Regions from separate parts of the Mus musculus genome. Here region 1 is linked to region 2. Evidence: chromatin loops called from intact Hi-C (ENCODE). Cell type or tissue: heart. All regions are shown on one strand.

Region 1 (4,000 bases), 57 kb before region 2:
TTTTATCCATTGAGCATGTCTCCAGCCCCCATGTGTCTCCTCTTTTTAGTCTTACAGTGTTAGTTTTCTTTTTCTTTCTCTGTCTCTCTTTTTAAATTTTAATTCCTCTAACAAAAGCTTGGTGAGCCGGGTCAGTTATGAAGACAAAGCTTCATATAGCTTGCAGTTTTGGAGCCTGAAAGTCCAAGAGCAAGGCACAAGCTGTCCCCAGGATCCAGAGGTTGATGACAGTTGTGAGTGCTGTCAGGGAGAGAGCACTTGGTGAACAGAAGTCAGAGAGAGACTGGGATCCTGCTCAAACTTTTATACAACTTGTTCTCATGAGACTCACTCCAGGAGGCCAACATTCTCTTCTGAGGATGGCCGCTTCCGTCACCTAAAGTTTTTCTATTTGCCCCCACCCCTGTCCTTATTGTTGCTTTGTTGTTGTTTTGGTTGGTTGGTTTTGGGGTGTTTGTTTGTTTGGTTGGTTGGTTTTTGTTTTTTTTACGAGACAGGGTTTCTCTGTGTAGCCCTGGCTGTCCTGGAACTCACTCTGTTGACCAGGCTGGCCTCAAACTCAGAAATCCGCCTGCCTCTGCCTCCTGAGTGCTGGGATTAAAGGCGTGTGCCACCACGCCCAGCTTAAAATGATTGTGTTTTATAAAGACAAGAGACAGTAGTCTCCTTTGAGTGTCAATATGGAATTATTTCCATAGATAATAATCACTAGTAGGTTGTAGTGTTCTCCAAAGCTCTTGTGACTCCCCTCACACTTCTTACTGAACGCCGTGCTCAAGAGACACGTGTGCCTTCTTTCTTCGTACAAACATTAATGAATCTTTTATAGAGGCAAAGTAGGGAATAATCAGATTTATCTTATAATGGAAGTGGTCTCCATTTGAAGAAAAAACATTAGTTAATTCCTTTAAAAGGATTCCTTCTGCAGGTTGGTTAAGTATTTTGCCAAACAGGCCTGAAGCCTCAAGTTCACATACCCAGTTCCCATATAAACAGCCATGCTTGGCTGTGTATGGATGGTATGAGCTCTGGAGAGGCAGAGGCAAGAGGATCCACAGGTTTTCTGGCCTGCAGCTCTAGCTTAATTGATGTGGTCCAGATTCAGTGAGTGACCCTGTCCTCGTTAGGGTTTCTGTGCTGTGATGAAGCACCTTGACCAAAAGCAAGCTGGGGAGGAAAGGGTTTATTTAGTTTATGTGTCCACATCATAGTCTACCATTGAAGAAAGTCAATACAGGAACTGAGACAGGGCAGGAATCTGAGGGAAGGGCTGATGCAGGGGCCATGGGAGAGTTCTTTTTTTTTACTGGTTTGTGCCCTCTGCATTTCTTAATCTGTTTTCTTATAGAATCCCAGACCTCCAGCTCAGGGATAGCATCTCCCACAATGGGCTGGGCCCTCCCACACCAGTCACTAAGAAAATACTGTGGCAAGTGCTGGAGGTGATACCCAGAGCGGGGCTCTCCCTTCTCATAGAGGAGGGAAGGGGAATGAGAGGAGGACCTGCGTGAGGAGGTACTGGGAGGAGAGGGGGCTGATATCGGGATATAAAGTGAATAAACAAACAAATAAGTAAAATACTATATAGGCCTGTCTTATGATTGTTATGGAGGCATTTTCATAATTGAGGTCCCCTTCTCTCAGATGACTTTAGCTTGTGCCAGGTTGATACAAAACTATCTAGCACAGACTCTGTCTTAAAAGTAAGCCGGAAAAACAATTGAGGAAGACACCCAATAGCAACATCTGGCACACGTGTATACAAATACATACGTAAACTCACGTGCACACAAGCGTGAACATAAACACACACACACACACACACACACACACACACACACACACACACGCACGCAAGATTCTTTTTAGCTGAGCGACATTTTTTTTTTTCTGGCCCCAATGAGTTCTGTAGATCACATGCTCCAGCAGGCAGAAAGGAGACGCAGCCAAGAAGGGCCATGTGCAGTGTCCCAGCCTCGGGGAATGCACTTTGGAGAGCGTGTGGGTGAGGCTATTTGGGATGAGATCAGGGATCAGTGATAAAGCCTCCTCACAAAGCCAGAGCTCCAGGGCTCAAACAGTTGAGGGATCCTTATCCCTCAAGCTAGGATGTTGATGAAGGTGGACCCATTATAGAAAAACCACAAAGAAAACAAAAAAAGACTCTGGTAATAAATATTTTGTGGAGGTATCAGAGACCCACAGGGAGGCCCAGTGTCTGATCTTTCTGTTCTGGCTATTAGAACATGCCTTCCTAATATGTCAGAAACAAAAACCAAGTTTCTATTATTCTCTCTTTAGGCTTCTGAAAAGACTGGACAGGAACACTGAGACAGGCAGGATTTTGTCCGTTCCTTCAGGTCAGCTTGTCCCGAGCAGGGTACTTAGCAAGGGTAGCTGTTCGGGGAGAGATGGTTAAGGCACGTGAATCTACCTTGCATTTGGACACAGGAGCAATTGAGGGAAAAGAGGCATCTCTGGTCCCCTGGGAGAGGGATTCCTTATTTTAAAAACATTTTTAATTTATGTGTGTATGCACTGCACACATGCCTGGTGCTTGCAGAAGCCAGAACACCTTGGATCTCCTGAAATTGGAGTTACAGATGGTTGTGAGCCACCATGTGGGTGTTGAGAATTGAACCCCCCAGTCCTCTGAAGGAGCAGCCAACCAGGCACTTCTTTAGAAAAGAGCAGAAGTGTGTGTGTGTGTGTGTGTGTGTGTGTGTGTGTGTGTGTGTTTCTAGACCAACTTTGTGATTACTTAATAGCAATTTGACAGCAAAAGAGAAGCTTGATTGACGAGGGCAGGCACCCCTACCCTTTTCAGAACTTGTAAATTTACAAGTAGAAGAGGAACAAGAGAAAGAGAGTAAAGCTATTTTTTTTTTGAACTCAGCAAAAATTGTATGCTGTGCAGTGATTTATCAGTGTGCAGAGGAGGCACGTTAAAAGACTAATTGCCGGCTGTTTATTCTGGAAAACTGTGTGTAGTTAGAGTCGGGGCAGGGAGCTTTATTTCCTCTTACCTTGTTCACACTTCCATTAATGTTAATAGGATCATATATCCTAGGCTTTCCTTGGCTCGCTGCCCTGACATAAATGGTTGAATTCCTTGTTTTGGTATTCTATGTTCTTAACACCAACAGGGGGAAATAGAAACAGAATGTTGGGAGCTGAGTTATTTTATGTGCTTTGTGATAGACAGGATTTATTCACTGTGGTCTATGGCTGTTAGGATGATGTGTTCAGATGATCTGTGTCCTTGGGAGCTTTATAATTTGCCCGAGGTGGGCCATTCCTGGGATGCTCACGTACATTTTTTATTTAACGGAACAACGTGATTCTTGGTCCTGGTTGTCTGGGTCCTTATTGTTGTCTGTGTTATCAATAGCTCTATGGGTTTGTTCTTCTCATTGTGGACTCCCTGAAGGCATTTGTCAGGAAATCTTTTGGTACACATGGACCCAACTTACTGGGGGAAGGATTTAATTCTTGAGGCTATTGTCTCAGAGACCATTTAGCCAAATGAAACAAATAGCAGCTGAAACTCTGTTGTGTTTCTAGTTTTGTCCCTACTCTGTGTGGAAGGTCCGAGTCAGATCGGGATGTAAGGAAATCGGGTTGAATCAGAGTGCTAGGAATTAAGGAGACTTAGGTGATGGAATCCAGGGCTTAGCTGGCATATTCTGCAAAAAGCCAGAAATTAAATATAATGGTCATTGGGGACCGCATATGGTATCCAATGTGTATGGTATCTTTCTAATTTCTAGCAGCTGTAAGCTGTCATTCCAAGCTAGGTGTGCAAGGAACAGTTTGAGCCCTGATCTAATAGATTTCTCTCATCTTACCATGAGTAAGAAGAATATCCTGGCCTCCTCCTTCCCCAGTGTCACAGAGTTAATGACTAACAGAGTGGGGTTGGTGACATATCATAAAGTCACCTGTGCTGTGACTCCTAGTTGGTAAAGAAAGTTGTGTCTAGCCCATATCCAGGTACTCT
Region 2 (4,000 bases):
TCTCTTTCTTTCTCTCTTTTTTTTTTTCGAGACAGGGTTTCTCTGTGTAGCCCTGGCTGTCCTGGAACTCACTCTGTAGACCAGGCTGGCCTCGAACTCAGAAATCCGCCTGCCTCTGCCTCCCAGATGCTGGGATTAAAGGCGTGTGCCACCACTAACCAGTGGATTGAAAGTTCTTAAGGCACCCTTTGGAAGCTCCCTAGAGTTTTATAGTCAAAGGTTTTCTAAGTTGCCTAAGGGAGAGTGGTACTAAGGTCTTCTCCCCCACCTCCTTTTGCTTCCTCTTACAAGGTGGTCAGGTGGTTTGGTTTTTAGTGTGCAGGATCAAAAATAGATTTGGGTAAAAAATAGATCAGTGGTTCACAATCATCTCAAGGTGGAAATACATTAAGTTGGGTATTAAGCTGAGTCCAAATATTCATTTTTAAAAAGCCCCAATGATGATTCCTGCCTCTGTCTGTTCTCATCCAAAAAAAAAAAATGGATTCTTTTGGTTTATAATTGAATGTTCTGCTTGTCTAAGTCTCTTAAGTAGGACTAAGCTGAGGGCAGTGAAGAGTGGAACTGAGTGTACAAGTCCCCCTGCAAGGTTGGCCTCTAAAAAAATCACTGGCCAAGATGACATAGTAGTAGTTTTTATACAGAAAGCAGTGAAAAATCACTCTCAGGTTGATTTTGTTACTCACTGAAAAATGTCAGTGAAGCCCTTTTCTGGATTGCCATGTGTACAGCATGATCTTGCTGACAGGCACTTTGGGAACACTGAAATGAGCTCCTTTAAGGCTTAAGATGACCCGGTGCCACGGGAAGAGCAGAGGCGCAAGGCTTTTTACCCAGGTGCTGGGCCTGGCTCTGCTGCCCATCTGCCCTTGCCAGGCAGGGCGTCTCTGCTGCAGTCTGTGGAAAACTGGAGCGACAGATTGGGCAACACAAACAATTTTAGGGTTTACAGTTGCTGGAAATGTCAAAGTTTTTCCCATGCTGACTGACTACAGACAAGAGCCTGTGTTTTCTCCAAGTTTGGGTCTGATGAAATTGAAAATCTAAAGTTCACCAGTGTCAGGATTTCAATCAATTATCACAGAGAGATCCCGGAGCCTCCAGCTGCTTTTCCATCCCCTAACCTTGGCAGTTTTCACTGCTTCTGCAAGGAGGACTTGCCCACGGATTTTGCAAGGAGAAAGGTTTTGGTTTTTAGTGCATTATACTCATTTGCTTGATTGTGTCTTTTCACTGAGAGGTCACTTAGAGATTATCTGTCCAGTCCTCTTATACAGATCCAGAGGGACCCAGTGACATGCTTTTGATCTTGAGGCATATAGCTGGCAAAGCGGGGACCCTCATCTCCTGCTTCTTGCCCTGATAACCTCTCCACAGTGTTGTACCCTCTGGTGCCACCCTCCTTCACTTCCTGAGAGAAATCCTGCCATGAAGGATGGAAGTTGGTTTTTTCTTTTCTTTTTTCTTTTCCTTCTGATCAGCACTTTTCCCACAAGTCTGGGCATGGTTCCTTTTTAGTTTTCTTTTCTGTCTACTTTTTATCTCTCTATCCCTTTAATTCTCCCTAAAGTTCACATTTCGTAGACAGGATCACCTATGTTTTTGTTATATAGCAAGCAGTTAAAATGAACTGACTTCAGCTGACACGGAGGTTTGGAGAACAAAGTGGGGGAGAGGGACATTGGGAAGGATTTAAAAAAAATCTATTTTGGCATTTGTTAGTCTGCAAACAGCTGGAGTTATAAACCTGAAGCTTGGCAGACGTCTGCTTGAACCAAGCCAAAAAAGAAAATTGATTCAGTATTTGTAGACAGAGTTATGAATGTTTATGTTTGCATCATTTGCAGACTTGCAGTGAAGCTTTTGCTTTTGGTTTGAAGCTCAGAGCTCTGAGTTCAAACGTTAATTAAGGAACTCTCTTGTTAGGGAATGGATTTAATTAAAGCTGTCCCAGTCTTAGCTTCAAGAGCTAATAAAGCCCATTTTGCTTTATTCCTGGAATTCTGCAATCTGAAGAGGGAAGAGACTAGGTAAAGACTTTTTTCTTGGTAGAAGTCCTTGCAACCCCAGCCCTCTCCCTAAGCTTACAGGAAACATGAGAAAGTAAGCTGCATTAGATGTGAAATTTGCTAATGGCCCTATTCTCTTGAAACTGTTATGTTTCCAGTTTAAGGGAAAGCAATTTTCTCCGAGTTCATGCTTCTAACAACTTCAACCTCAATGATTTTGAGGCCTAGAGATGGGGAGTGGTCTGTCCAGGCTCATCTTCTGCCTCCTGTTCTGAGCTGCTGCTTCTACTCTGCTGTCTGTCTGATGACCTCACTTGCCATGCATCTGGATTGTGTATGATTGTGTGTGTGTGTGCAAGTGTGTGTGTATGTGTCTGTCTGTCTGGACTGTGTGTAATTGTGTGTGTATGTGAATGTCTGTCTGAATTGTATAATTTTTCATGTTCCCACCTGGACTGTGTATAAATGTGTGTATGTCCATTTGGACTGTGTGTAATTGTGTGTGTGTGTCTGGACTGTGTATGATTGTTTGTGTGTCTGTGTCTGGACTGTGTGCATTTGTGTGTCTGTCAGGAGTGTGTGTATGTATGTGTGAGCCTGGACCATGTAATTATGTGTATGTGTGTCTGTTTGGACTGTGTGTAATAGTGTGTGTCCATCTGGACTGTGTATAATTGTGTGTATGTGTGTGTCTGGACTGTGTGCATTTGTATGTTTGTCAGGAGTGTGCTTGTGTGTGTGTGTCTGGACTGTGTACAATTGTGTGTCTGTCTGGAGTGTGTGTAAATGTGTATGTGTTTGTGTTTCTGGACTGTGATTGTATGTATGTATGTATGTGTGTGTGTCTAGACTGTGTTTAATTGTGTGTGTCTGTCCAGACTGTGTGTAATTGTGTATGTATATGTGTGTGTCTGGACTGTGTACTTGTGTACTTGTGTGTGTATCTGGATTGTGTCTATGTGTGTCTAGACTGTGTGCTATTGTATATGTGTCCATCTGGACTGCGTGTAATGTGTCTGTCTGTCTTTGTATGTATGGTACAGTACCTCAGGCTAGTGACCATCCTGAGGGCCCAGGAAAACCCAGCTGTGTGTCTTTCTCTTCTTCTCATTCCATAGCAGAGGTCCTCCACACCTCATTTTCCTGTCTGTTTTTAACCAGTCTTACCTTTTCTTTTCCCATCCTGACAATCCTGATGTCATTCTAGTGACTCATTCCTCTTCACTCTTTTGTCCGGGTTTTCTGTTTTAAAGGCAGCACGGCCCACTGGCCCTTCCAGACCTTTCCTTTACAGTCAGCTTCATGTTTGCTTCTGTCAGCATTTCTCTCCAGCTCCCTCCCTGCTCTCTGTTCCCCTTCAAACGTGACAAGAAACAGTGTGAGTCCTTGTTCTAACAATTACCTCAGTCAAAGGATGGGCGGGAAGTGAGGAGAGTTCACCTACTTGGAAGATGTGCTTAAATGTTACTTGCCATTATTTCTTCCTTAGGGTCTTTTCCCCCCAGGTCAAGGAGCCACAATTGGAGTTGATTTTATGATTAAGACAGTGGAGATTAATGGTGAAAAAGTGAAGGTAAGAAGCTAAATAATAAATAATAGTAAAGCTTTGATGAATTCTCTAAATTTTAACTTTAGGGGAAGAAGTACAGGTATGTTTTTTATAACATTTATTAAACTGTTTCATTCAAACCCAAATTGAAAATGATGTACTGGGGTAGGGCTCAGCTGGCAGAATACTTGCCTAGCATGCAAGAAGCTCTGGGTTAAACCATTAGCACCAATGGATCTGGGTGCAGTAGTACTTACCTGTGATCTGGACGAGGGTCAGGTGGGTTAACAGGAAGCTTAAGGTCACCCTTAACATAGCACATTGGAGGCCAGCCCAGCTTATCTGAGAAGCCATCTCAGAAGAAAGAAATTATACACAATTAATTTAGGGATGGTATGCTTATATATGAAGACAGTGAGGAAAATACATTTTCCTGCCATAC

Evidence for each region. A loop is a pair of places that touch in the nucleus more often than their neighbours do. Peaks named below come from ENCODE experiments on the same cell type or tissue, not always from the same donor. Only the 100,000 strongest peaks of a DNase experiment are listed, where the experiment ranks them.
Region 1: a loop joins it to region 2, with 2.6 times the contacts of the local background. A loop is called at or near these places in 6 of 42 quality-filtered maps.

What each region holds. Positions count from the first base shown.
Region 1 is chr7:92,763,667-92,767,666 of GRCm38, forward strand. The region is part of intron 1 of Rab30 (RAB30, member RAS oncogene family); the gene reads left to right. Among named protein-coding and RNA genes, the nearest start is that of Rab30, 24 kb to the left of the region's middle. In heart, no CTCF peak of the experiment used is centred here; a DNase peak (open chromatin) is centred at 1,965.
Region 2 is chr7:92,820,300-92,824,299 of GRCm38, forward strand. It overlaps Rab30 (RAB30, member RAS oncogene family), which reads left to right. Exons shown (of 5, transcript NM_029494.2): 3 at 3,499-3,582. Among named protein-coding and RNA genes, the nearest start is that of Ddias, 52 kb to the right of the region's middle. In heart, no CTCF peak of the experiment used is centred here; no DNase peak of the experiment used is centred here.